Linked DNA regions of Homo sapiens: all the other regions are linked to region 2. Evidence: chromatin contacts called from ENCODE Hi-C or POLR2A ChIA-PET data. All regions are on one chromosome and are shown on one strand. Each heading gives the region's core, a stretch centred on a gene start or an enhancer-like site at or near the end of the contact. The rest is flanking DNA. Distances are from core to core; before and after follow the strand shown. Region 1 has its middle 34 kb from the start of MIR1587. Region 2 holds the start of BCOR (BCL6 corepressor). Region 3 overlaps LOC105373180 (a long non-coding RNA gene). Region 4 has its middle 59 kb from the start of MIR1587.

Region 1 (6,855 bases), core at 3,194-5,693, 230 kb after region 2:
GAAATTGCTGGATCATTTGCCTCTGGTGCCTTGGCTCACTTCCTTGAGGCCTCACCTCTGCTGCTTCCAGCTGTGGCCTTGGTGGACCATTCCGTGAGGGCTTTGACTCAACTCACACTGACAGCGTCTCACCCAAAGTGAGTACCAGTCATCTCTGCCTTTCATTTTCTGCCCCAGGGCTTCTCTGCTACTGCAGACACGGGAAGGGGGGTTTCCTTGTCAGGCAACACTCACATCCTGGAAAGGAGGCTTGTTCACTCATAGGTCTGCCAGTTGATGCTGGCTGTCCTTAAAGCCCTCAGCTGGGGCTGTTGGTCACATATTTACACACGACCTCTCTGTGTAGTTTGGGCTTTCTCACAGCATGGCGACTAGGTTCCAAAGGTCAGTGTCCCAAAAGAGAGCTCCTGGGCACCAAGCAGAAGCTGTTTGCATGTTGTGACTTAGCATCACAAACCACATGGCATCAGTTCCACCATATTCTATGGGTTGGAAGAGTCACCCACCCAGGTTCAAGGGGAGAGGAAAAAGACACCACCTCTTGAGGGAGTAAGGAGATCCTGGAAGAACATATGGGACCAGAAATATCACTGTGGCCATAATTGAGAAATACAGTGTATCACAACAGAGGTGTCTGGAGACAGAGTGGAAAAGATGTGGCTTAAACATGTTAAATACTTGAATTTGAGGCCAGGTGTGGTGGCTTATGCTTGTAATCCCAGCATTTCAGAAGGCCTAGGAGGGTAGATGGCTTGAGACCAGGAGTTTGAGACCAGTCCGGGCAATGTGGCAAAACCCCATCTCTATGAAAAATACAAAAAATTAGCTGGGCATGGTGTCAAGTACCTGTGGTCTCAGGTACTCAGGAGGCTGAGGTGGGAGGATCACTTGGGCCGTGGAGGTCGAAGCTGCAGTGAGCTGTGATCATGCCACTGCACTCCAGCCTGGGTGAAAGAGTGAGACCCTATCTCAAGAAGAAAAAAAATAATTGAAATAAATAAATAAAACTTGAATTCGGCTGGGTGCAGTGGCTCATGTCTGTAATCCCAGCACTTTGGGGGGCCGAGGCGGGAGGATCACTTGAGCTCAGGATTTTGAGACCAGCCTGGGCAACAAAGTGAGTCTCCATCTCTACAAAAAATTAAAAAATTAGTCAGGCGTGGTTGTGCACACCTGTAGTCCCAGCTACTCAGGAGGCTGAGATGGGAGGATAGCTTGAGTCAAGGAAGTGAAGGCTGCAGTGAGCCATGATCATGCCGCTGCACTCCAGCCCAGGTGACAGACTGAGACCCTTTCTCAAAAAAAGAAAAAAGAAAAGAAAAGCCCTCGAATTCCAGGGAACCAGCCCAAGGAACATCCAGTGCTTCTTTGGGTCCAGACACAATATAGGGGCTGCCCAGCCACCTTGATATAAGAGACACCAAGAGGACACTTACCCCATGTCCTGCAACCCAGGAAATGCTACTTTAGGGTTAGTCTTTGCCATAATTCAGGGATGACTAAGCTGGTAGAGTCACTCTCGCAGGTTTTCTGGAGGGCAGGCTCTTGGAGGTTCTGCAATGGGAATGCACCTTCCCTGCAACTCCACGGCTCTTGGTGGAGACCAAGGCAGACTGTTCCACTCCAGTGGGCTGCGTGTTCTGACACAGGTGAGCAGGGGCTTCTGGAAGCACACGGGAGAGGCACCTACCCCAATAGGGCCTGCTGTGTCGGCTTGGGTTGACGCCTTTTCTAGAGGAGGTGACATCTGAGCAGGATGGTGAATGACGAGTAGGAGTTGACCAGAATAGGAGGGGGTGGTGAAGAGGCTGGAGCATGAGGGAAGTGGTGAGGGGAAGGGAGAGAAGGATGGACGGAGTGCTGGGACCACATTTGCCAGGCCTGTCAGGGAACTGGGATTGATGGTTTGATTGGTTTTCCCTTCCCTTTGTCCAGGACATCAGGAAATGCCTAGATTTTGGTGTGTGGCGGTGGGCGGGTACGGGGCTAAGAATATATACCAGGTGGCTGTGGAAAGAGAGAGGTGGGTGGGGGAAGGAGAAGAGGGAGAAGGAGGACAAAGAAGGGAAAAGAGGAGGGAGAGAGGAAGGGGGGAAGAGAAAGGAGGAGAAAGAGAAGAAGAAGGGGGAAGACGAAAAAGAGGAAGGCCGGGCGCGGTGGCTCATACCTGTAATCCCAGCACTTTGGAAGGCCGAGGCAGGTGGATCACCTGAGGTCAGGAGTTTGAGACCAGCCTGGCTGACACGGTGAAACCTCGTCTCTACTAAAAATATAGAAAATTAGCCAGGTGTAGTGGGGTGTGCCTGTAATCCCAGCTACTTGGGAGGCTGAGGTGGGAGAATCACTTGGACCCGGGAGGCAGAGGCTGCAGTGAGCCAAGATCGTGCCACAGCACTCCAGCCTGGGCAACAGAGTGAGATCCTGTCTCAAAAAAAAAAAAAAAAAAAAAAAAAAAGAACAGAAGGAGAAAGAGGGAAAGAGGAGGGGGAAAAGCAAGAGAAGAATGAGAAAGTGGAGTAGGAAGAGAGAGGTAAAAGAAGAGGCTTCTAGGACAAAGGACTTTTTCATAATGTGGCCTTGAGCCAGCCTGGGCACCTTGACTAATCTGAAAGCCTTTGCTTTGGGGACCTTCCCTTGCCTGTTTATGTCCTGTAATTGCTCATTTATTCATCCATTCCATCCACAGGTACTTACTGTTTGGCCTCTACTTCCTTATATGTTAACTTAAGGTTTTCTTTGCATGTTTTTTCACTTTAACAAATAGATATTGGGATACAGCGTAACAAATACAAGTGAATCTACTGGCCAATGGAACAGCGTATTTGAGATCTGTAGTCCAGTGTGTTCACTGCTGCATTTTCCTTCCCTCCCTCCTTCCATCAGCCCACCCACTCTCACTTAGCAAGTTTTGGCTTGAGAGCTTGCTCCGTGCCGGGAATAGGACGTGGCAGTTCATGTGCTCAGTATCAGCTAGGATTAGCTTTGGCTGAGAGTAACCAAAAAACCCCACATGACATTGGTATGTCCAAGATAGCATTCACTTTATCCCTCGTGTTCAGAAGGTCCAGATTTAGGCAGTGCCAGGAAGCGCTGGCATTGTACAGGGTTAGGGACACCGGCTCCTTGTTGTCTGCCAGGTATGGCTTCTAACATGGTTGAAAACCATGTCTCAGCTACGTGCAGTGGCTCATACCTGTAATCCCAGCAGTTTGGGAGGCCAAGGTGGGAGGATCCTTTGAGCCCAGGGGTTCAAGACCAGCCTGGGCAACATTAGCGAGAGACTCCATCTCTAAAAAAAAATAAGCCAGGTGCGATGGCACATGCCTGTGGTCCAAGCTACTAGGGAGGCTGAGGTAGGAGGATCTTTTGAGCCCAGGAGGTCGAGGATACAGTGAACCATGGTCACACCACTGCATTCCGGCCTGGATGACAGAGCAGGATCCTGTCTCAAACAACAACAAATAAAATACCATATCTAGACTTTCTTTGACAGTCCTCCCAACCAGGTGGAGCCTAATTCTCCTCTGAATATGGACCAGACATTTCCAATGAATTGAATGAACCAGAGGTGATGCTGTGAGGCCAGGTTGGAAAAGGTGATATGGCTTTCACCTCTCTCTCTCTCTCACTCCTTCTCCCCCTCGCCCTCTCTCCCTCTCTCCCTCTCTCCCTCCCTCCCACATGTCTTTGAAGCACTGAGCTGCCATTTAAGAATTTGGCTACCCTGAAGCTGCCATGTTGGAGAGAGATGCCCAAGGTATCCCAGATATTCTATTCTGCACAATCCACTCCCCACCCCTGCCAGTCTTCACAGCCCAGCTGCCAGACACGTGACTCTGCCCCGACACACATTTCTGCCCCTTCTGGAGCCTGCTAAGCCCACCACCCCACTTGGAGACAGCCTTCTTTTTTTTTTTTTTTTTTTTTTTTGAGACGGAGTTTCATTCTCGCTCTGTTGCCCAGGCTGGAGTGCAGTGGCACGATCTCAGCTCACTGCAAGCTCCGCCTCCCAGGTTCACACCATTCTCCTGCCTCAGCCTCCCGACTAGCTGGGACTACAGGCGCCCGCCACCATGCCCGGCTAATTTTTTGTATTTTTAGTAGGGACGGGGTATCACCATGTTAGCCAGGATAGTCTCGATCTCCTGACCTCGTGATCCGCCCACCTTGGCCTCCCAAAGTGCTGGGATTACAGGCATGAGCCACCGCGCCCCTTCGGAGATAGCCTTCTTGAGGGTAGAGGTCTCCCTAGAGCCTGCAATGGGGCCCTCTGGGGTCCTGAGGACACCGACATGCCTGCTGCCTGGGTTGGCAGCTGCTCACCATCTTTGCACTATCTTCTTACTGACAGCCCCCAGGTGACTCAGAACGTGTGGTTGACGTGGAGCCACTCAATTTCCTGCCTCGCCTCTCCTCTGGCCTCCTGGCTTGCAACCAAGTCTTCCTATCTGGGGGGTTGAGGGTGCTGTGGCTTCACACTGGCTTTCTCAGCTCCTCCCTCTCCTGCAGGGACTAGGTTGGCGGATCAAGGGAGGAGGAACAGTGGCCCTCATCCCTTCCAGTGCAGTGGGAATGGCACTAGATTGGAGATCTAGGCTGTCATCCAGGCTCTGCCACTAACTGGCTCCTGAGACTTGGTAAATCCCTTTACCCCTGGTCACAGTTTTCTTATCTACAAAGCCTTCATAGATTGAGGCTTTGTAATGCTCTAGTACAGTCATGTGTCACTTAATGAAGGGGATATGTTCTGAAAAATGTTTGGTTAGGGGATTTCGTCATTGTATGAACATCATAGCATATATTTCTACGAGCCTATGTGGTATAGCTTACTACACACTTAGGCTACATGGTATAGCCTGTTGTTCCTAGGCTACAAACCTGTACAGCATGTACTGTACTGAATACTGCAGGTAATTGTTATACAGTGGTATTTGTGTATCTAAACATCTCTACACATAGAAAAGTTACAGTAAAAATACAGTATTATAATATTACGGGACCACTGTCGTATATACAATATGTTGTTGACTGGTACGTCATTATGTGGTGCATACTTGTATTTATTGAGTGTCCACACTATCCTGGGGTTAGGCTCTTTGGAGGATCCCAAAGAAATTATATCATTTAGTGATTTTTCCATTGTGAACCCAACCCAATTCAATATTAGCAAAAGGGGAAATTGATTGGTTTATGTTACTGAATGGTCCAGAGGTAACCTACTTCAGGTATGGCTTCATCTAGGGCTTAAATGATGCCACCAGCACCCATTATCTGCTCTGTTTCCTCTGGATGGGTTTCATGGTTACACACAGTAGTGGTTCCCTGCCCCCACCCCCCAACCCCATCCAGATTCCTGGAACTTCCAGCCCCCATTCCTGCCACCTGCCCACCCAATTGTAGCTGCTCTACTCTAGAACTCACATGCTGTACAACCAAACCCAGCCCAGAAGAGAGACCCTGTGTTCCAGCATTCCCATCAAGAATCCTGATATTCACTCTGATTGGACCAATTTGGTCATGTGTATCTTCCCTTTTGAATTAAGCCAATCTGGTTGATCCCTAGAGCTGGATGTGCAGCCAACTCCAACTCCCTAAACTGCCTGGCTGGGAGAGGGAGGAAATAGATACTGGCCACTTGTGTGTGTGTGTGTGTGTGTGTGTGCGTGTGTGTGTGTTAGGATGGGGGTGGCTTATTCTTAAAGATCTTACTCAGAAAGGAGGCTGAGGCAGGAGGATCACTTGAGCCCAGGAGGTCAAGGCTGCCATGAGGTGTGAATGTGTCATTATACTCCAGCCTGGTCAACAGAGAAAGACACTGTCTCGAAAAAAAAAAAAAAAAGCGAATTTATGATTTACACTCAGGATGCAGAAAGCATGACTTGAACGATCCTTCCTTGTGAAATTTGACAAAGGGAAAACTCCATGTGAGTTCAGGGGACAGGGAGGGCTTCTTGCAGAGGCAAGACTTGGATGCTGAGGAGAATTTAGGCAGAAAGAAGCCTGGGGTTGGGGTAGACGAGGACCTTTTTATGTGTGATCTGCAACCCTGCAGCTTCTCCCAGTCCCAGCACTATATCGATTGCAGTTTGAATAGGTTGTAATTGTGGAAGCAAAAACTTCAACAAAGGAATTTTCAGGGTATGCAATTCAGAACATATGTTGAAGTCCTAACCCCTCAGTGCCCCAGAATGTGACAGTATTTGGAAATGGGGTCTTTAAAGCGGTAATTAAGTTAAAATGAGGTCATATGGGTAAGCCCTAATCCAATATGGCTGGTGTCTTTATAAGAAGAGGAAATTAGGACACAGACACATACAGAGGGAAGACTGTGAAGATATACAGCCAGAAGACAGCCATCTACAAGCCAAAGAGAGAGGCCTCAGAAGGAACCAACCCTGCTGGCACCTTGATCTCAGACTTCCAGCCTCCAGAACTGTGAGAAGATAAAATTCCATTGTTTAAGCCCCCCAGTGCATGATACTTTGTTACAGGCAAAGCCCTGGGAAGCTGGTTTTCAAAAGTGACCATGAACCCCACCTTTCTTTGCCCTTTCCTGGGAGGCTGACTCTGCTCCTCACACAGACCGGCTATGCTCCCAGCAGGATGCCATGGTGAGGGGGTCTCTCCTACCCCCACCCCCGGTTATCCCATAGCTGACACCTTAACTGCAGGGGCTTCACCAGCAAAGCCCTCTTAGATACTGAAAAGTCATCTTCATCCTGAAGTTCCTTTTGGTCACTTGCTTCTCACTGTCTCTAAGAATTAAACCCTTGCCATCTCCTCACAGTGTATACTTTGGCAGAAGATGAAGCCAGATTCAGTTATTTTTCTTGAAATAGGAGATGGAATTTTCCC
Region 2 (6,681 bases), core at 4,071-6,570:
ATTTAAACTCCAGAGCGAGCTGGATCTCCTCCCTCTCAGTCGTTTGTCTGTGTCACCGACAGGCCGCTAATGGCCGGGCTTCCAGGCGCTGTGCATTATGCATTAGCCTCCTCCCTCCGCCGCACACAGAAGGTTCTGTCAGGCCGCACCACACAAACCACCCTGAGCCCCCCCACCCCACCCCCCGCACTCAGGGCCGGGGGCTGCGCGGCTGCTAACGCGCTGGGAACGCAGGTATGGAGAGGAGGATGAGCACCGAGAGCAGAGTGGTTCGGAAGGTGGAATGGGAGCGGGTGAAATGTGCCGAAGATTACACCGTTTGGAATGCCCAGTCCGTTGTGAGCCCCAAAGCTTTGCTCCTGGCTGCGACCTTCTCGAGGCAACCATCCCGCGCCACTCACCTCTGTGACCGACTTTGTTGGGGGCGGGAGGGCAGAGGTATTTAGAGACAGATCAGCACCGCTTTCCCTTCTGCTGGTCCGTACCCACCTTCCTGCTGCAGGCGAGGGGCTGGCAGAGCCTTCTCTACCCCTCCAGTTCGGGAGTGGTACCGCGAAGGGGTTCGGGGTGGTGCGTCTTCGCAGGGACCCGGTGGGAGTGGAGGAGGGAAGCTGGATACAAAATGGCTGGGGCCGGAGGCCGGCACACTGGGTCCGAAGGCGAGTAGTTGGTGGTTCCCCGCCCCCTCTCCCGGCGGTTCCCACTCACTGCCCCCAGCCGGGTAAAATATGCGCAGAAGGCGCCTTGCTAAATAAGCAGCCGAGGCGGGACGTGGCGTCCGGGTTTATCTGCAGGAGCACCCGGCCCAGCGCGGCGGCGTCGAGGGCTCTTAAGCCCTTGCCGAGCGCAAGAGGCGGCCAGCCTCCCAGAAGCCTCCTGTATTATGCCCATTTGGTCGACACCCAACCACCCTGCGGGCCCCCGTAGTGTAGATGCCAGTTCACCCACACGTGCCTGTGTTCGGGGAGCTCAGGGCCTGACCCAAATCGAGCCCAGACCAGAAATTCCAAGATGGTTGCTAGGAACCACGGAGAGGCTGCCCTTAGGGCCTTCCTTCCCCAAACACCCAATAACCCTCCAAAGGCTAGGAAGAAGAAAGAACAGTCATGTTCAGCCTGGCGACCCTTAAGTCCAGCAGTCTTCTGCCCTGGGAGGCAGCTACCTTTAGATGTTTCCAGATGAGTGAAATCCTGGGAGGAGGATGCGCCTCCTGTTTGTTACCTCGTTTGAGTTTCAGAGGGGAAGCCAGCTGTGCCTTGTGCTTGGAGGATGGGGCAGCGGATGTTTTTTAAAGTGCCATTGGATAAGCCCAGAGTTCTTGTACAAAGTGACCAGAAGACTATAAGTGTGGGTGTGTTTTTAAAGAAAGGCTACCTCACATTATGTAAAAATACATTATCTGTACTCATCCGAGTCCCACCTGTTCCAGTACCAAGTGTCATCGCCCTGAGAACAGCCTCCGAGGAGGACCATCGGAAGCCTACACATACGTTATAAGCTTTATGATGTGGATCCTAGTATACGTTATAAATAAATCTTGCACACAAGGTTAGAAGGCCAGGGTCCCCCCAAACACAGGATGCCTGGCCTTTCCCCTAGGCCAGGGTGGAGCTGGAGGTGTGTGGGAGAGGCCCTAGCGGGTCTTGCAGAGTCAACCTGCCTTGAGAAGGGCAGCCAGGCTCAAGGCCTGCTCCTAGAAGGGCCAGCTCGATTGCCCAGTTGCAGGGCCTGGTTAGCCTGAGGTCGAGTGGTTTGTTATAATCAGGAGACACTTCCATGGGAAGGGAGATTGGTGGCGGAGGGGCAGCCCCCGCTGCTCCATCCGCAGCACCTCTCATTTCGGCACCTATTTCTTTATTTCTCCGTGGGCTGCACGGCCTCCCCTCCCATGCACTCCTTTGCTCACTCTCTCCTCCTCCTCTGTTTTCATTGAAATCCTCCCCTTGCTGAGTGCTGGGTATAGCAGCCTGACCCCCGGGTCAGCTCCCGAAGGGCTTGTGGGAGGGCAGGAGAGGAGGGGGCAGGAGAAGGGCCAAACCGCCGGCACCCATTGCAGGCCCCGCGGCATCCCCAGCTCCCTGAGCCCCTTCTTAAGTGAGGACACAAGATGGGATTGCCCTTCGACAGCTTTCTGCTTGTTTTCCCCAGAACAATTGGAACTAACCGGGCCAATAGGTGTAATCTCCCCTCCCCCCCTCTGCCTTATAGCGCCTCGGGAAAATCCCACATTTTAATTCCCAGTGAGTCACGAATCCCCCCCACCACTCATGCCTCTTAGGACTCCCTTAATAAGATATTTTTGAAATCCCACGGAGTTGAAAAATGTATCCCTAGGAGATGGAGGAGAAACCCTTTAATCCTACCAGCCTACCGTGGAGGCAAGATCCCTAGAAAAGGTGGGGGAGGATGTTGCAAATTACGTCAAAGGCGAATTTACTGGCCTGTTTGTCTCCAGCATCAAATTTCTCCCCCAGTCAGCCCTCCCCTCGGCCCCTTCGCATTTACAGCACCCCCACCACCCCTGTTCATTTTAACTCTAGGACTTTTTTTTTTCTTTTTCTTTTCTTTTTTTTTTTTTGAGACGGAGTTTCGCTCTTGTTGCCCAGGCTGGAGTGCAACGGCGCGATCTCGGCTCACCGCAACCTCCGCCTCCCGGGTTCAAGCGATTCTCCTGGCTCAGCCTCCCGAATTCTAGGACTTTTAAAGTTAGACAAACAGGCCTCTTTGTCAGCAGCCCCGGGAGGCCGTAAGACTCTGAGAGGCTGCAGGCCCCGAGCTCGGTTCCTGGATTTTCTAAAAGTTCTGGACGTTTACATGCGACTTCGAACTCCGAGAAAAGCCTGTGCCTGGGGGCAGAGTTGGGGAGACGAGGGGAGGGGATAGAAGGTGGCTGGGCGCCGGGCCAGGGCCTCTGCGGTTCGGCCTAACCGAGCCGGAAGAGCCTGGCACGGCTCCACACTGGCCCAGGCCAGTTCTCCCGTCCAGCCTGCAGCAGCAGAGCGGCCTCCTCGCCTGGAACCACGTTCAGAGTTTCCCCACAAATACCCAGCTTCAGCCTTCCCGGTTATTTTTGACTTGTTTTGAATAAAAGGAGTCGCTTCAAAAAGAAATGTTGCCACAACACACAACCAGAGGCCTTTTCTCCAGCTGTGTCTGTAACTCGCATGCGTTCAATCTAATAACTTTTAATGTCTGGTCCTAAAATGTCTTTATAAAAAATAGTTTTACAGCATAATAGTCCAGGTGTCTTTCTGCTTGTTACCGGAGATTAAAAAAATGTGTGGGTTGGCTTGCAGAGATATCCACCCCCAGAAAGACCAGGAAGAAAAAAGCGTGCATTCCATTCTGCAGGCGCTGGTCCTGGAAGCGTTCGCGGCCCAGCCTGGCTGGGCACTGCTCGCGGGGGCACTTGCTCGCCTGTCTTTTGCATCAGTTGTTATAAGCAGCTCTGGAGCATGAAGATTTAATTCTGCCGAAGTTTCGGGTTTCAAACGGTAGAGATGTTTCACTTCTGCTTTGAGAAGGGCTGTTTTTATAACTATGTGCTGAGAACTAAAACAGAATGAATAAAATCGCACCTAATACCAGTCCCACAGTCAGTAGTGAGTCTAATTTTTAAAAGGGAAAATATCTGCTAGCTAGAGCTGATTTTGGCCTTGACCTTGACTTAGTAATCAACTTGAGATGCTTTTGATTATTTTTGGCATGGGGACACTCCAGGATATTTTAAAAACTTTCCGTGTGGATTTACAAGCCACCTCCATTTCAGATTTATGTTTCATGGAGCCTGCACCATCTTGTCCTTAGGCAGAAAGAGACACCCCACCCCCTTCCCAGTATAAAAAGACCCTAGTGGGCAGCCGAATGGGGTCACCATTGGCCGCGAAGTCCGGGCCCGCAGTCTGGGCGCGGTTAGTCCGGAATACCCCCTCCCCCACTCCTACCCCTTCCCGCCAGCTTCACCAACTAGGGCTTCTCGGCTCGCCCTTGAGGCTTTGCGCTCCGGGGAGGCCGGAACCTCGCTTCTCCGCTTCCCCCTCCCTCCCGCCTGCCCCCGCCCTCCCCCCGCGCCCAGAGCCGCGCCGGGTGCGCTGGAGAAGCTCAATACGTGTCAATTGAATTGAACTGCTGCGGGCGCAGGCTGTACGCCGCCGCCAAGCACCGATCAGCACGACGTTACCGAGTGGAAATTTATGGGGCGAACGGTGTAAGCCAAAAGTTGCTCCCTGTCAAGGAAAATAAAACGCGGGAGATAATCTCCCAACGCCGGGGCGAGGGGCCTGGGCAGCCCCTCCAACCATCAGAGGTACAGACCGTGAAAATGCTCGAGAACCGGGAGAAATACAGGCGGATCTCCGCTCGCCGACCGCCCCCCACACGCCTCCCGGTGCCTCCACGGGCTGCTCCCCCCTTCCCCCACCTCCAAACAATTCCCACACAATTGAAACGTCCGGGGAACTCGGGCGCGGAGTTCAGGCGGAACGGCCACCGTTGCCTGGGGTGGTGTTTTCAGGTAGCTTTTAACACCGAAATGGGAAAGGGCTCCTCTGGGAGGAAGGGGCAAACTGGGGTGGGGGTGAGCACGGGAGCACACAGGCCACGCTCCGCTGGGTCTCGGAGGGGACGAGGCCGGGAGAGCGCAGCGCTGGTGGCAAGAGGCGGCGGCAGCGGCTGCTGCCGCTGGGGTTTGACAGCTTTGGCTGAGCGGAGTGCGAGGCGCTTTATGGTAATTGCGGTCCTCCACTGGCCTTCTGGGTAGCGAGGGGAGTCTCGGCGCGCGGCTGGGAGAGCCGCCCCCGCCGCCCCCATCCCTTCGGCTCTGGCTCTGCCGGCAGCCCTCGCCGCCGCCGCCGCCCAAGTCGGTCTCCGGCTCGCCCAGGACGTGCGCCCGGGTCGGGCGTGCGCAGCCAACTCGGCCCGAGCTGGGGAGGGGAGGCCGGGGGACGAGGAGGGGGGGCGCCACCCAAGTGGTCCGGGGTTCGGATCCAGAGAGGCCAAAACGTGCCGGGCCGTGCATCGATGACGGCCGGGGAAACTCGGGCAAACCTTTCCTGGGGAATCACCCCTCCCGAAACCCCGCCGCGGAGGCGCCGCAGCGGAGGGTGAGCGGAGACTGGCGGAGCTCAAACTTGCGAGAGCTGGAGGCGGCGGCGGGCGGGCGGCTGTCGCCCGAGCGCTGCGCCTGCGGGGGGAGGGGAGGCGGCTGTTGGGAGGGAGGGAGGTAGGGCGGGCGGGAGGGAGGACGGGCGGAGGGAGGGGGAGGAGGAAGAGGAGGGAACCAGGGAGGGGGGACGCGTTGGGATCGCGGCGTGCGGCGGCAGACGGAGCCTGGGCTCCCAGCGGCAAGGTGAGGCAGAGCTGCGCTCCTCGCTGAACGCGGGCCGAGCTCGGCGGCTGCGGGGGAGACGCGCAGGAGCCCAGACCGCGACCGAGAGCGGGAGCTAGGCGGGCGGCGGCGGCGGAGGGGGAGCCCGCGAGCCGCCGGGCGGAGAGCCCAAGCCGCGCTGTCGCCGCGCAGGGACGACTTGGCCAACACTCACACACACTCACACACACCCAGCCCGAGCGGGCGCTCGCGGCGAACCGTCAACATGGCGCTGGGGCTCCTGCCCGAGCGCGGGCGGCGGCGGCAGCGCGGGAGCTGCTGAGCTCGGCCAAGCCCAGTCCAGCTGCGGGAGCCCGGAGGATCGCACGGGGCTGTCGCCACCTGCCCGGAGGCCCCGAGCCCGCCCCGCCCCGCCCCCACCCGGCCCAGAGCCCACCCCTCGGCGGGGCCGACCCCGAGGGCAGCCGGCTGCCAGCAGACGGCGAGGGAGTCGAGTGAGCGCGGCGCCGCGAGCGGGCTGCGGGCAGCCGGGGACCGCAAACTTTGCTGCTCGCCGCGCTTCTCCGGCCCGGCTCCTTCTCCGCTCGTTAACGTCGCCAACCCCCCCCACCCCTCATATCTCTCTCCACCCACCCAACCGCCCCCCGCTCCTTCTCGCCGCCTCGAGTCCGCTTGGGGGAAAACTTCAAAGAGCCGGATCGCAGGCTCCCTGCCTACTCCCCCACCGGGGATTTCAGGTCAGTGCCCGGAACACCTTTCCCCCGGGAGACCGCGGACGGGTGGGCGGGCGGGCGCGCTGAGGGCTGCAGTCGGCCCCCTCTCCCGGGGCCCCCTCCCGCAGCGTACCCCGCGAAGCTTTTGCCTCGCGCTTCCCTTTGGCTGCTTGGCTCGCTTTCGTTTTTATTTCATAGCTATGTTATTTAAAATGCAGCCAACCTAAGCGGCCCCGCGTGGGCACCAGGGAGGGAGGGGGCGCGGCTGGGGGCCTGGCGCCTCCCGGTGGGCCAGGAGGAGAGCAGGGAGTTCGCAGAGTGGAAGTTTGCAGCCTGTGTGTGTCTGTGCGCGGGAGCGCGGTCGCCGCTGAGCGCCGCGAGTCGGGCGGAGGGGGGGGAGGTGGGCTGGAAGCTGGGAAGCTGGGTTCGGCGTTAGCTCGCGAGCAGGAAGGGGAGGGCAGCGGGTTGCCGTCTGCTTTCTTTTTCGACTCGGGAAAGAACTGTAAAAACCCCCAGCCGCCGCCACCGCCGCCTCGTCTCGCCTCTCCGGGGGCCGGTCGTTCCTCCAAGTGGAACGTCGGCGTGTGCGTGCGCGAGGGTGTGTGGCGAGTGCCTCGGGCCGAGCCGAGCTCGACCTGCCGC
Region 3 (6,780 bases), core at 840-3,339, 160 kb after region 2:
ACCAGAAGTGTTTTGGATTTTGGATTTTTTTTTATTTTGGAATATATGCATATGCATGATGACATATCTTGGGGTTGGGGCCCAAGTCTAAACACAAAATTTATTAATGTTTCATATACATCTTACATGTGTAGCCTGAAGGTAATTTTATACAATATTATTAATAATTTTGTTCACAAAACAAAGTTTTGATGGTCTTTTGACTGCGACCCATCACATGGGGTCAGGTGTAGAATTTCCTACTTGTGGTGTCATGTTGGCATTCAAAAAGTTTTGGACTTTGGAGCATTTCAGATTTTTGGTTTTCAGATTAAGAATGCTCAACCTCTACTACGTGTGCCTGGCACTGTTCTGAGATCTTGATATGTATAATCTCATTTAATCTTCACAATATAGTACACTGAGAAGAATGATGGCCCCATTTTACAGGTGAAGAAACTGAGTAACTGAGAGGCTAGCTAACCTGCTCTAAATCACACAGCTAGTAAGAGGAGAGCTAGGATAGAGGCGAATCAAAGTCACCCATAATCCCATCTTTCCTAGAGAAGGCCACTGTTAAGATCTTAATATTTGTTAACCGTGTTATGCGTATACGTGCGTGTGTTTGTGTATGCACATATAAGAGGACCTTTAATTACAGATATGTGACAAAATCTTATCCCATGACAGTTTCCTCCTTCCTCTTTTTCCTCTTCCTTGCTTTGGCTTTGACTGGGACCTTTCCCCCTACTTTTGGGGGATTTTCCAGGACACATCTGGAGAGTCTCTTTTGTGCAGATCAGGAAGCCAGGCTCTTGAGTAAAAAATAAGGCCTTTGCTGAAGCAGAGGAAATCAGAAAGACCACCTGATGGCAACGTTCTTGGAGGGAAGGGACCCCCAGAGGTGACATGCAGGTGGGAAGCACAAAAGTTGCCAGGCCGTGGGGGTCAGTGGGTGACTTGGCCAAAGATGCTACCCCTGGCTTCTTCGATGCTGCAGGGACCAGGCCTGTGTCCAGTTAGGCTGAGTTGAACCCTGTGACCATTTTGAAAAAAGGGCTGTGGACAGAGTAATAGAGAATGTGTTCTGGATACAGAAGCCAGGAAGTCATCTCAGCTTTGAGGAGGGCTGGCCAGGGGCCAGAGTTCAGGGGAGCGCTGGCCCTGGGCTTGCCGAGCATCCAAGCTCTCTAGGCCTGCCCTCGACCCCCCAAGCCCTTGTTCTCACCCCACCCCAATCCACCCGTGGCCCCTCACCTTCCATAGCTGCACACTCCTTATTGTTCAGGAACAAAGGCAGTTCAGATTTTTGAAAAAGAAGGAGAACAAATAAACTCCGCGGAACTCATCCTGCTTGTAAGTGAGCGGGTGGCTCTGGCCCCCGACTTGGGGAGTCATGCAGGCCCTGGTGGTGGTGTCGGGAGGTGGTGGGGGGGCGGGCCCTGGGACAGCTTAGCTGGAAGGGAGCGGGGGCAGGGAGGTGCAGCAAGATAGGAACCGTTGGTGATTTATGGCGCCAATAAGCACAATGGCTCAGTCTTGTGGTTTCCCCTTAAGATGTGTCTGAGCGCAGCCCCCTTGGAGCATCACCTATGTGTGCTGAGGTCAGGAGCCCAGCGTCTCTGCTCTCTGCCAATGGGTGCCCGCCCCACCCCCCGCTGGGGGCTCAGGGAGCGCCCCTACCTGGGTCTGAAGGGCGAGGGGAAGATGTACAGGCATGACGTGGAATGTGGCTTCAATCAGGAAGGTGCAGGGGGACGAGTTGGTGAGCAGAAAGGTCTGGCTTCCTCTTAGGGACAGAGCCCAGGATGCATAGACTGGGAGGGTATTTTGGAGAATCAGCCAGTGAGTAGATTACATTTTGGCGGCCGTCTTGCTGCTTTGAGCTTCAGCCAGCCTGCCCTGGATTGTCCCAGGCTAGAATTCTGGGGTGCTGGAGGTACCAACATTTGTTGAGTGTCTACTGTGTGCTGGGTGCTGGGCTAAACCCTGAACACTTCACTTCTGTTCTTTAAACTTTACAATGCCACCCTGCATAAGTATTACTATTAGTTTCATTTTTCAGATAAGGAAAGTGAAACCCAGAGAGCTCAAATAGCTTACCCAAAGTCCACGGCTAGTAGGAGGCAGAACTGGGATTCAAACCTAAATTTGTCCAAATCTAGAACCTTTGCTTTTAAATGCCACACCTGAGGGATCTCAAGTTACCTTAAGAACCAAGGAGCCCTAGTATGCTTCAATGCTTAAGGGTTGAGTTTGCTAAGGGGCAGGCCTGGCAGAGGTGGTGGGGTGGGGTGGGGGACAAAGAGGACACGGAAGCAGGTCTCCAGAAGCCCTCCAAAGTGAACCTAGACTACTCTCTAAACAGCAGACTGTTTCCAAAGCCTGTGCAGTCTGGGGTCCACTATGACCAACTGATCTGCTGGTAGGCAACTGGCACACTCACCTTGAAGACTAAGACATTTTTCTTTCTGAAAGTTTGACTTCAGGACTAACTCCATCTGGCCTGTTGGCTTCCAGTGCTGTTCCTGACTGCAGAGAGAGAGAGAGAGAGAGAGAGAGAGAGAGAGAGAGAGAGAATGCAACGTTGACTTGTAAGCTAGTGGATGTCAAAGTTCTGGCTTCCCACCGTGGACTTCAGCCTTGGCCGCTTTCAGTTGTCGGGGTCACTCAGAAGCTCATCTTTGTTTGGCCATTTGTTGGGCTAAGAGTGACCAGGCAGATGGTTCTCCTGGGCACAGGTGGCTGTCCTGCCCCTTTCCCCTCCCTCACCCTCCAGCAGGCTCCTGTGTGTCTTACCCCTCCCTCTGCAGCCAGGCACTGAGCAGGGATGTTTCCCTCTCCTCTAGGAGCTCAGATGCTGGAAACAGCATTACCTTCGCTTGAGGGAAACGCGGAACCAGCCCGAACGGAAATGTTGTCAAGAATCCCAGTGCCCATTACTTCCCTTCTGCTAGTGCCACTTTAACAGCTTGAGCCTTCCCCTGTGGGCTTGCTGGGGCAGGTCAGGAGAGTCTCCTGCCAGTGCTGGGCCACCGGCTTCTGGCAGGCTGGAGAGACCTGGCCCCTCAGGCAGGCTGCACGGCCGCCCAAGAAGGCTGTTCCTTGGCTGCCTGGGCCCCTCCAGGCAGTACCAGCACACTCTCCGGTGGCCCGAGCGAGGTCCTCTGTGTGTGGGGAGGTACAGGCAGGCCCTGCTGACTGCAGGCCCCTTTTTTGCCATTCACCGGCTGCTTTCTGCACCCCAGGTCGACGACGCCGGGCAAAACCTTGGCAAGATGGCACTGGGGGGTGGAGGGTTGTACAGCCACAGGTTCTTCCTGGGAGGGCCTGGCTGGAGGTGAGTCACTGAACCCCCTGCAGTTGAGTCCATTCCTCTCGGAGAGCTTAGTGATGTCCTCACAGTCAGTGGCCTCCAGGCTTCTGGGAGGGAAAGAGCCGTGGAAGAGGCTGCCTGCCTCCTGGTGATGGCTCAGAGAAGGGGCGCTCCCCAGGGCCTGGCCGCTACCAGCCGCACGAGCCCCGAATGGACATACGCAGATTTGTTTTTCATCTGTGACTGAGAGGTTTTCAGGCCCCTTTGGCACGAAGATTTCCCTGGCTCTCAGTAAACCAACACTCTGGGGCGTGACAGACCTAAGCGACTGGCATGTACAAGGCCCGGGCTACACAGAGCCACCAGGAGGCCCACCAGCAGGCAGGCTGGCAAGGCTGGGTGACAGCATGAGTTTTGGAGTCAGATGGAACTGGGTTCAAATTTTGGCTTCATAATCTTGTGAGTTATTTTCCTTCCTGGCTCCCCAGTCTCCTGGTCTGGAAAATGAGGACAATAAAAGATTCTTTCCAGGGTTACTGGGAGACTTCAACTGGATAGCACTTGTAAGAGCTGAGGCCGGGCCCCTGTAATCCCAGGACTTTGAGAGGCCAAGGCAGGAGGATTGCTTGAGCCCGGGAGTTTGAGACCAGTCTGGGCAACATAGCAAGACACCATCTCATATTTTGTTTTTTTTTAAATTATTTTTTTTTTGAAAGGGAATCTCACACTCTCTCCCAGGCTGGAGTGCAGTGGTGCAATCTTGGCTCACTGCAACCTCCATCTCCTGGGTTCAAGCAATTCTCCCACCTCAGCCTCCCAAGTAGCTGAGATTACAGGTGTCTGCTACCATACCCAGCTAATTTTTGTATTTTAGTAGAAACGGGATCTCACCATGTTGAACAGGTTGGTCTCAAACTCCTGACCTCAAATGATCCAACTGCCTTGGCCTCCCAAAGTGCCGGGATTACAGGCGTGAGCCACCATGCCTGGCTGTCATTTTTTTTTTTTAATAGAGCTGGGCTCAATGCCAGCCACATGACAAGTGCTCAGGGATGTAGCTGCTGTGACTCTTCCTGGGTGCTTTGTCTCCCATCCTTGGCAAGTACTTCCTCCTTGCTCTTCCTTGTTTGCCCACCGTCTTTCTTCAGGTGCAAGGTGGTCTCAGGCAGCCACAGGGGCTGGGAGGAGAACTTATCTGATAAACTTATTCTTAACCGGCAACAGGATCTGAAAGTGTTAGTGTCGGGAGTATTTGCTTTTTTTTTGAGACAGGGTCTCACTCTGTTACCCAGGCTGGAGTGCAGTGGCCCGATCTTGGCTCACTACAACCTCCACCTCCTGGGTTCAAGGGATCCTCCCACCTCAGCCTCCCAAGTAGCTGGGCCTACAGGCATGCACCACCACATTCAGCTAATTTTTTGTGTTTTTAGTAGAGACAGCGTTTTGCCATGTTGCCCAGGCTGGTCTCGAACCCCTGACCTCAAGTGATCCTCCCGCCTCGGCCTCCTAAAGTGCTGGGATTACAGGTGGGGGCCACTGTGCCAGGCCAGGTATTTGCATTTTAACCCACCTCAACCTCATGGGAGGAATTTATTCGTTCAATAAACATTTACTGAGATATTATCTTAGACTAAGCTATTATCATCACTAAGCCCCCGCCATGTGCCGGGCAGACTTGTTATATGATGTCATCTTTATAACCAGCATTAGGAAGAAGATTTAGTACCCTTCACATTTTACAGATGAAGAAAGTGAGGTTCTGAGTCCTGAAGTCTCATAGCTGTGCCCAGATCTAACTGATGCTAGTACCTACTTCTAAGCCACAGGCTCTGAGCTGGGTCCTGGGGCTGCAAACTGGAATAAACCCATCCCTGACTGCAACAAACATCCTGTCCATGGATGGAGACAGGCAAAGAAACCCGATTCCTAACATGCAGCAATAGCAATAGACATGGGGTTTTGTGGGCACAGAATAGGACATACCAGGGGGCCTTTGGGAACATATGGCTGGGAACATTAACCCATGTTCTCTATGTGGATCCAAAGGCATGCAGAATAGAATTTATTCTCCCACCTTCTGAGGGATCAGCCCACCCATCTAAAATCATCCCCAGAACAGCCTTTCTCTCTCTCTCTCTCTTTTTTTTTTTTTTTTTTTTTTGAGACAGGGTCTCACTCTGTTGCTCAGGCTGGAGTGCAGTGGTGCGGCTCAAGTGATCCTCCCACTTTAGCCTACCGAGTAGCTGGGACCACAGACACAAGCCACTACGCCTGGCTGATTTTTTTTTTATTTGTAGAGATGAGGTCTCGCTATGTTGCCCAGGCTGATCTTGAACTCCTGGCCTCAAGCAATCTTCCTGCTTCAGCCTCCTAAAGTGCTGAGATTACAGGCATGGGCCATTGCACCCGGCTGAACAGCCTCTTTCAAATGTCAAATTACTTCAAGGGCATACCTTGGAATCAAGAGATGTTTCTCTATGTTGTTGCCTCCAACTTCCTTTTTTTTTTTTTTTGAGACAGAGTCTTGCTCTGTTGCCCAGCCTGGAGTGCAGCGGCATGATCACTGCTCACTGCAACCTCCGCCTCCCAAGTTCAAGCGATTTTCCTGCCTCACCCTCCCGAGTAGCTGGGATTACAGGCACCTGCCACCACGCCTGGCTAATTTTTGTAATTTTAGTAGAGACAGGGTTTCCCCATGTTGCCCAGACTGGTCTCGAACTCCTGACCTCAAGTGATCTGCCTGCCCTGGCCTCTGAAAGTGTTGGGATTACAGGCATGAGCTACCGTGCCCAGCCCCGCCTCCCCCAACTTCTTTTTGTTGTTGTTGAGACAGAGTCTTGCTCTGTCGCCTAGGTTGGAGTGCAGTGGCACGATCTCAGCTCACTGCAACCTCTGCCTCCCAGGTTCAAGCGATTCTCCTGCCTCAGCCTCCTGAGTAGCTGGGATCACAGGCGTGCACCACCATGTCTGGCTAATTTTTGTATTTTCAGTAGAGGCAGGGTTTCACCATGTTGGCCAGGCTGGTCTCGAACTCCTGACCTCAGGTGATCCGCCTGCCTTGGCCTCCCAAAGTGCTGGGGTTACAGGTGTCAGCCTCCTCGCCTGGCCTCCCAACTTCTTATATATGCCTCCCAAGATAATTGAGGCATATATACAAGGCTATATGTATATGATTATATATAAATGTGTTATTTTAAAGAAAGGCAAGTGATAGCACTGTGAGTGGACAGTACAACAGGAGAACAGTGTGTATAGTAAAAAGCAAGTCCCCCTCCTGGCTCTACTTTCCTTCTTGAAGGCTATCCCAGCTGCCAACTTCTAACACAAGGTTATGCACATATGTCCTTTTTAAAAAGACACATGATGGCGTATCATAAACATACCATAAAATTCCCTATTTCCTGTTTTTTCACTTAACAGTATAATCTCACCCAACATTCTGCACCAATATCTATAGTTCTATTGCATTCTCTTTAATGGCAGCA
Region 4 (6,936 bases), core at 3,805-6,304, 200 kb after region 2:
TTCCAGGGACACTTGAACACGTTGTGGCCCCATATCTACAAAGTTGGGTCAGGAGATATCCCACCTCACTCTGTCTCTTAGAGTCCAATTGGAACAAGGAAACAAAACAAGAGATAAGGGCGTTTGATCTCTGACAGACAGATACAGGAACTTTTTTTTTTTGTGGGGGATGGGGGGACAGAGTCTCACTTTGCCACCCAGGCTGGAGTGCAGTGGCATGACCTCAGCTCACTGCAACCTCCGCCACCCGGGTTCAAGCAATTCTCGTGCCTCAGCCTCCCGAGTAGCTCGGATTACAGGCACCCGCCATCACGCCTGGCTAATTTTTGTATTTTTAGTAGAGACGGGGTTTCACCATGTTGGCCAGGCTTGTCTTGAACTCCTGACCTCAAGTGATCCATCTGCCTCGGCCTCCCAAAATGCTAGGATTATAGGCGTGAGCCACCGCGCCCAGCCAGATACAGGAACTTAATAAGTGAATAGTTTTTGTTCCAGTTATTACTGCTGTGTAACAAACCACCCAAATTTAGAGGCACAAAACCACACCCATTTCATTGTGCACAATTTGGGCGGGGTTCAGCTGGGCCCTTCTTTCACTCCTCATGGTATCTACTGAGACTACCCAGTGGCAGGTGAGCTGGGTCTGGAGGTTTCCAACATGGCTCCACTCATGTCCGGTGCCTTGGTGGGGAGGAGTTGTCACCCGGAGCCTCTGTGCGCGGCCTCCTCAGTACAGCAGTCTCAGGAAGGCTGGATTTCTTATGTGGCGACTGGCTTCCCCCATAGCAACTGTGCTACGAGAACTAGGTGAAAGTTGCATGCACCTTTCTGACACAGCTTTGGAAGCCACACAGTGTCATTCATGCTATACTGTATGGGTTGAAGCAGTCATGAGCCCACTCAGATTCAAGGAGAGGGGACATAGACCCCAGTTCTTGATGGGAGGAGTGTTAAAGACTTTGGGGACCATGTTTTAAAATGGCCTCAGTTTCTAGTCTTATACAATTCTTCATGTAGTGCTTTATATTTTACAGTGTTGGTCATCTCTAATATTTATTTTGACCCTCACAACAGCCTTCTGAAAGGGGTAATGTTACTGTGCCCATTATGCCAATAAGGAAGCTGAGGCTCAGAGAGGTGACTTGATTTGCTCAAGCTTCTGTGGCAACAAAACAGAACGAAACAATGAAACACTCCTTAAACCCACGTTCCCAGGTAACAGATTTTGAAGGTGTGTGTCACGAAGATGAGAAGTACAGAAAGTTGTTGTTCTTTGTGAGCAATTATCTTTCATACCTTCCAAAACAATGTTTTAAAATATCTGATGGATTGTTTGGGAGACCTGTCACTTACACTAAGACAAAAGACTAAACTGAACATACTCTTCATGGAGAATCTCTTGGGCTGCTACCTCTGGTCTTCCTTATCTCACTGTCGAATCTGCCAACAATAAAATGCTAATTCATCTAATACAAATGTGGAGAATTGTGGAAGTCAAGCTCAGCCAGACTGGCAGCTCACAGGGTAAATATTTGATCAGTGAGTAAAAATTCAAATTTGCACTATTTGCTGAAGGTGAAAAGTATATTAGGGAATGAATGTAATGGGGGTTAAGTAGGCCTGTAGGAGGTCTCCTCTAGGATTCCACCCCTGGAAGCCCACAGCTTCTTGCTGACCCAAGTTATAAGCAAGAGTGGGCTGGGCGGTTCCAACCAAGACCACCCTCCTGATGTGGCTCGCATTGGCTGGTGTCGTTTATGTGCACAGCCACAGTGAGTACCACACTGTCCCCCAACTTCTCCCCAGATCGTTTTAGAGAAGTGCTCTAGGCATTCCTTTTCTACTACCAGGTAAGCCGGAAGCCACTCCTGGCTTCCCTGCTCAGCACCCAACACTTCGTTCTGGGCCATAACTTGTGCCAGGGGAAGTAGCTTCAAGGGGTTTGCAGCAGGGAGTTTAGGCCAGCTGTCAGGAGGGGAAGTGAGGGCTGGGGTTAGCCCCGAATGTTTACTCAGTCCCCACGTTTCCCCAGACCTGTCCTGCTCCTCTTCAAGACCCTTAATATTAATCCAGAGAGAGAAGTCGGGCTGCTGAACAGCCTAGGCAAGTTGGGAAGCTGGCAGGTATGTGAAGAATGTGCTGGTTATTTCAACCACCAGGCTGGAGAGTGGAGCCGGAGCCCTGGATTCTTTGCTGGTGAAGCTACATGGCTGGGGAACAAGTAACAGCTGGTCACTGGCAACTCTTGGGAGGAAGGGGGGCTGAGCTGGCGGCTGGAGAGGAACACGTTCGCCACAGCCGATGGGCCAAGCTATGGATATTTTGTGGTGCTGATTGGGTTGTCTTATTTAACTGTGGTTGGGCTTGTCCGAGGGTCGTCCTGGGCTGCCTAGTGCCCTGGTGGGTGGCACAATGAAGCCTAATGATCAGCCCTGCAGAAGCAACCCTTAAACAAGCCGGAAGCATGAGGCCCCCTGCAGTCGCAAGCTGTGATGGCCGTTGGTTCCCGGGACTCAGTGCCTGAGTGTAGGAGGAAAGCACAATGGAGAAATCAGACTAGCGTTCTCCTCCGTGGGCCTGGGCCAACTAAAACGCAAGGCTGGGCTAGGGTCAGACCAGGTTCCAGACAGGCATCAGCCTCCGGAGGAACAGTGAGGGGGCGACCAGGCCCCGAGGTAAAGAAAGAGATTGATCTGTCCAGATGTGCTAGAAGCCTAGACATTGAGGGAGGGGAGAGGGAGTGGCTGACATGGAGGGGCACCGCCCAGATCTCTCTTTGTGGAAGGCCTGGCTGCCCAGCTGCAGGCTGTGTAGTCTCCAGACAGCCTCCAGCTGTCAAGCCTTGGGCGTTTAAGAATGCCTCGGCCAAGGCCACACTCTCCTGGGGTGGCCCATATCTGGTGCTGAAGTGGGGTGGGGGGCCTGTTATAAAGGGCTTGCCTTTGCTGGGCACGGTGGCTCACGCTGTAATCCCAGCGCTTTGGGGGGCCGAGGCGGGCGGATCACAAAGTCAGGAGATGGAGACCATCCTGGCTAACACTGTGAAACCCCGTCTCTACTGAAAATACAAAAAATTAGCTGGATGTGGTGCCGGGCGCCTGTAGTCCCAGCTACTCTGGAGGCTGAGGCAGGAGAATGGCATGAACCCGGGAGGCGGAGCTTGCAGTGAGCCGAGATCACGCCACTGCACTCCAGCCTGGGCGACAGAGTGAGACTCCATCTCAAAGTAAATAAATAAATAAATAAATAAATAAATAAATAAATAAATAAAGGGCTTGCCATTTTGGCCGGGAACTCTCCAGAACTCCAGAACTCTCTCCTCCAGGTTAGTCAAGACTCTGTTGGACCTGTATCCCAGCTTGACTACCCGCTCTGCCAAGTCCTGCTTGCCCCCCACTTCCTTTCACAGGATCTGATCCCTCACAAATTCCTCTTAACCCCCAATATCCATCTCAGCGTCTGCTTCCAGAGACCCCAGCCTGTGGTAGAGAGTCCTTGGGAACCAGCAGGACTCCAGATGCCATTTTATTACAGTCTGGGGGGTTTTGTCCAGTTTCCCTTAAATTGTTCCAGAGGTTTCCTCCACTGATTGTACTTTATTTCCCCTTGCTTTGAGAGATTATTCCAAACATAATAGACTCCTTCAGTAGGGCAACCCCTGCCCCCAACCACACATGAAATTTCTTCAACTCCATTGCATCCTCCCCAGACACCCTTCCTGCAGCCTGAGGCCAGTCCTGCCCCTCTAAAGGAGACCTTTCCCCCCTTATATCTGTTCTCCTCTCTTGTTCCTGATGACTGTGGCTCTCTGCCAGGGTCAGTCGTAAGGTGTCCCTCTGCACACAAAATCCCCATCTCCTGCCAGACACTGGGCCTTTATTGTTGGCATGGGGACAAGCCAAATTGCTTGGCAAACCGCACACTGGCCCTTAGTCACTGTCTCATCACTGTGGCCATCGCCGCTGCCTTGATCTTCCCTCTCCAGCTCTCAGTCCTCACCGTATTCTCTGCCTTCTTCCCCTGGCACAGACAGGGCCAGCCTAGGAACCCCAGATGTCACCTCCTGAGGGCCCCAGGGAGGCCTAGCTCATAGCTTAGATCCTTGGCTCATCAGTTAGGAACTTCTCTGACCTGCTTGGCAGCCACCTCCCCTCACACCAGATGCCTAATTAGTAGCTCAGAATGTCCTTTTCCTCCTTCTCTTTGGGCTCCACCTTCACCTTGATGGGTGGCCCCAGAGTCAGAGCAGAGAGGAATGGCCATTGGAGGCAGGGGCATATTTCAGGCATTGCATGGCAAGGGCGGGGAGGAGATATTCCCGACTGTGTCCGTGGTTACAGCTGGTTCAATTCTATTCAATGTCTATTTATTGTACGCTGTGCAGTGGCAGTGGGTGGCTGTCACCTGCTGACGTAGGGCCTGCCAGGGTGCTGTTGGCCGTCCAGCAGGAAGCGCTGGCCGTGTTGCTGTGGGGAGACCATGTGGCTTCTACCATCCGCTGAGGGGTCAGCGATGGGGAGGGCATTGCCAAGGGTTACAGTGACCTGTTTTAAAGGCTCGCTCTTCGCCTGGCTGCACATGAACCTGCTCTTCCAGACCTGAGCCTCAGCGAGGGAGAAGGCTGGCCCCAACCAGCTAACAGACCTCCAGGGGGACCTGAGGGAATTGCTCCCCTTGCCCAGGCCTGAGACAGGCTCCCGAAGGCTTCATTTACACAAACAATCAAAAAGCCAACCCAGCCCAGATGTAACGCTCACATTTTATTGCTTGCAGTGTTTTAGTTCTAATTTGGCTTCATTTGGAATAGAGGTTTTACTAAGTGGCATAAATTGAGCCTAACAAGTTTTAAAACTCAAACACCAACACCCTAAATGCTTAAAACTGTAATTGGAGAGATATAAAAAGTGAGTCGTCAGGGAGGGGCTTTGAGGGAGGCAGAAGAAGGAGGAGGGGAAGAAATGTAATTTCCGTCCTACTTGGCAGGAGATTTAGTTCCTGCTTCCCCTCCCCCCAGGCTCCAGCCCTGTCCCCTCCCCTGGTGGAGAATGTACCCGGAAGCCTCCTGAATCCCTGCCAGTGCCCTCCAGGATGTTTTGTACATAGTGGGTGCTTAGGAAAGATTAGGTGAACTAATTATTTTCTTAGATGTGGCTGTGGACAGAAGGGCCAAAGTGGATTCCTTCGAGGGGACGCGTTTGTCCCTGCAGGGGAGATCTGAGCTGTCTCCGCTGCCCCCTCAACCCCGCCCCCATTGTGGAATTCTACATGCTGGAGAACTCTCAGGATCTTACTTTGTAGGGAAATTGGAGGCCACTTGAGACCTCTGGGCTCTTCTGCGGATTGCAGAGGGTACCGATGGGAGGGGCCGGTGCCTGGCCACTTTGCTCAGGGGCCCATTTCCCTACTTCTTGTGTGAAATATGGTGGAGGATGATGCGTAGGTGGGGAGAGCAATCCATGTGTGAACTTCATGGCCCCGTGAGTCCTTGAAGAGGTGGCCAGGCCGCTGTAGGGGCCACATGAGCAGCTCTGCAGGCCAAGCCTGACACTTTGAGGGACCAGTACTCTGATTTTCCTTCAGTGCACCAGCCCTATTCCTCTGAGGAAGAGTGCCATACAAATAAATAAGCAAGAGTGACCATGGGAAGCATCTCTGAGTGTATGGGGGAATGGGTGGAAGCCAGAGAGGTCATTCAGGGCCCGGCCGGCTTCCCGGGCCAGCCTCCCTGGCTACACTTGCCAGTATTGATCACCCTCTCTCTCAGGAACCGGTCAGCACTTACAGCCATAGCCCCATGATTTAGCACGTGCTTATATAATGCTTTGGGTTGCATACAGCAAGGTGGGATGGAGGGAAAGCCCACTTGGCAGCAGATGCCTCCAGCTGGTGGCTGAGGTCTGCCTTTTGTGGTCAGGGTGATCTTGGCCAAGCCCCCAGGTTTTCCAGTTTCACTTCCTCTAGCTATAAAATGAGGGGTGATGGTACCCACAAAACTCTTGAAGGCAAAAATATATCATACAAGATGAAAATGTTTTATTATCTTTTTCAGTTGATATGAAAATACCTTGTCCTAGGACACTCTTGATACCGAGGATCAGAATACTATTTAAATTAGCTCAAAGACACGGGAGGTTTAGTAACAGGAGACAAGGGTCCCTTGTATAACCCAAAACTACCACGGATCACGGGGCCAGGGACTGAGACTTAGAGATCTAGAAATGAGGCTGGGCTCTGTCCCTCTCCCTCAGCCTGGGGCCCACAGTCACTCCTCCCCGTGGTTCTCTGGGTGACTGATGTGTTCTGTCTCTACTCGCTGACTCTTCCTTGACTCCTTTGCCTGATTATGTCTAACTCAGTTTGGCTGCCCCAAATGGCGGCTCTAACTCTGTGAAATGGCCTGACAAGCTCCAGGGCCCATAAATCCTCTCTGACTGATTTTCTGTCTCTGAGTTAAAAAATCTCAGAAGAGAATCTCATTGATTCAGTCGGGGTTAGGGATTGGTTCCGCCCTAGATCAGGTATATTGGCCTGGCCAGTCAGCAGTGGTCAGGGAGGTTTGGTCATGAGGAATATTGGAGTTCCCTAGCCTACCCCTTAAGCAGGGACTATGGATAGATATATGGGGGAATTTAGCAACAGTCATCTCCAGAACATTTCTTGAGTACTGTGTCATATTTTTTCTGAATATGCTGGAATACAACCCAGAGCCCTGAACTAAGAAACAGCTCAATATATGGTTGCTAATTGTTTGAGGAAAAGTAACTTTCTGTCCAAACTCTGTTGTCTGTGTTTCCTCCCCACTGCTTGCTTCTCATCTGGGAGTGGAAGGTTTCAAGGAAGGGTAATTATAGCCAAAAAGCTAACTTCTCCAATATATAAAAAGTTCCTAGAAATTAAAAAAATCAGTGATCTGATAGGAAAAATATGCAAAAGATA

The links. Hi-C counts contacts between places; a loop is a spot of excess contacts on that map. ChIA-PET counts read pairs that join two places held with the same protein, here RNA polymerase II (POLR2A). Pooled maps may share reads with other maps.
Region 1: a map with no recorded cell type shows a loop between it and region 2 (7-fold over the local background). The contact joins the enhancer-like site here to the promoter of BCOR in region 2. A Hi-C loop is called at or near these places in 1 of 168 maps with a recorded cell type or tissue (naive thymus-derived CD4-positive, alpha-beta T cell), 16 of 37 single-sample maps with no recorded cell type and 12 of 50 pooled maps. POLR2A ChIA-PET finds 5 or more read pairs at or near these places in 6 of 52 experiments (AG04450, HEK293, activated CD4-positive, alpha-beta T cell and 3 more).
Region 3: a loop to region 2 is called in a map with no recorded cell type, with 5 times the contacts of the local background. The contact joins the enhancer-like site here to the promoter of BCOR in region 2. A Hi-C loop is called at or near these places in 4 of 37 single-sample maps with no recorded cell type and 5 of 50 pooled maps. POLR2A ChIA-PET finds 5 or more read pairs at or near these places in 2 of 52 experiments (B cell and HEK293T).
Region 4: a map of PC-3 shows a loop between it and region 2 (4-fold over the local background). The contact joins the enhancer-like site here to the promoter of BCOR in region 2. A Hi-C loop is called at or near these places in 16 of 168 maps with a recorded cell type or tissue (IMR-90, MCF 10A, PC-3 and 10 more) and 20 of 50 pooled maps. POLR2A ChIA-PET finds 5 or more read pairs at or near these places in 6 of 52 experiments (AG04449, HEK293, HepG2 and 3 more).

What each region holds. Positions count from the first base shown.
Region 1 is chrX:39,867,964-39,874,818 of GRCh38, reverse strand. No RefSeq gene overlaps it. Among named protein-coding and RNA genes, the nearest start is that of MIR1587, 34 kb to the right of the region's middle. RefSeq lists an enhancer at 8-307. Within about 2 kb of position 4,443, at least 2 of the 41 ENCODE cell types and tissues checked have a DNase peak (open chromatin) inside an H3K27ac peak, as active enhancers do.
Region 2 is chrX:40,096,597-40,103,277 of GRCh38, reverse strand. It overlaps BCOR (BCL6 corepressor), which reads left to right and starts at 5,320. Exons shown (of 15, transcript NM_001123385.2): 1 at 5,320-6,063. It overlaps LOC107985687 (translation initiation factor IF-2-like), which reads left to right. Exons shown (of 1, transcript NR_171574.1): 1 at 1-1,542. RefSeq lists enhancers at 149-739, 2,410-2,930 and silencers at 4,017-4,126, 4,827-4,996, 5,127-5,246, 5,267-5,496, 5,557-5,606 and 1 more.
Region 3 is chrX:39,932,325-39,939,104 of GRCh38, reverse strand. It overlaps LOC105373180 (a long non-coding RNA gene), which reads right to left. Exons shown (of 5, transcript XR_949028.3): 2 at 2,426-2,511; 3 at 1,663-1,796; 4 at 1,237-1,255; 5 at 11-1,038. Among named protein-coding and RNA genes, the nearest start is that of LINC03053, 74 kb to the left of the region's middle. RefSeq lists an enhancer at 1,917-2,146. Within about 2 kb of position 2,089, at least 3 of the 41 ENCODE cell types and tissues checked have a DNase peak (open chromatin) inside an H3K27ac peak, as active enhancers do.
Region 4 is chrX:39,892,934-39,899,869 of GRCh38, reverse strand. No RefSeq gene overlaps it. Among named protein-coding and RNA genes, the nearest start is that of MIR1587, 59 kb to the right of the region's middle. RefSeq lists an enhancer at 1,448-2,429. Within about 2 kb of position 5,054, at least 4 of the 41 ENCODE cell types and tissues checked have a DNase peak (open chromatin) inside an H3K27ac peak, as active enhancers do; they include PC-3, where a contact is called at or near this core.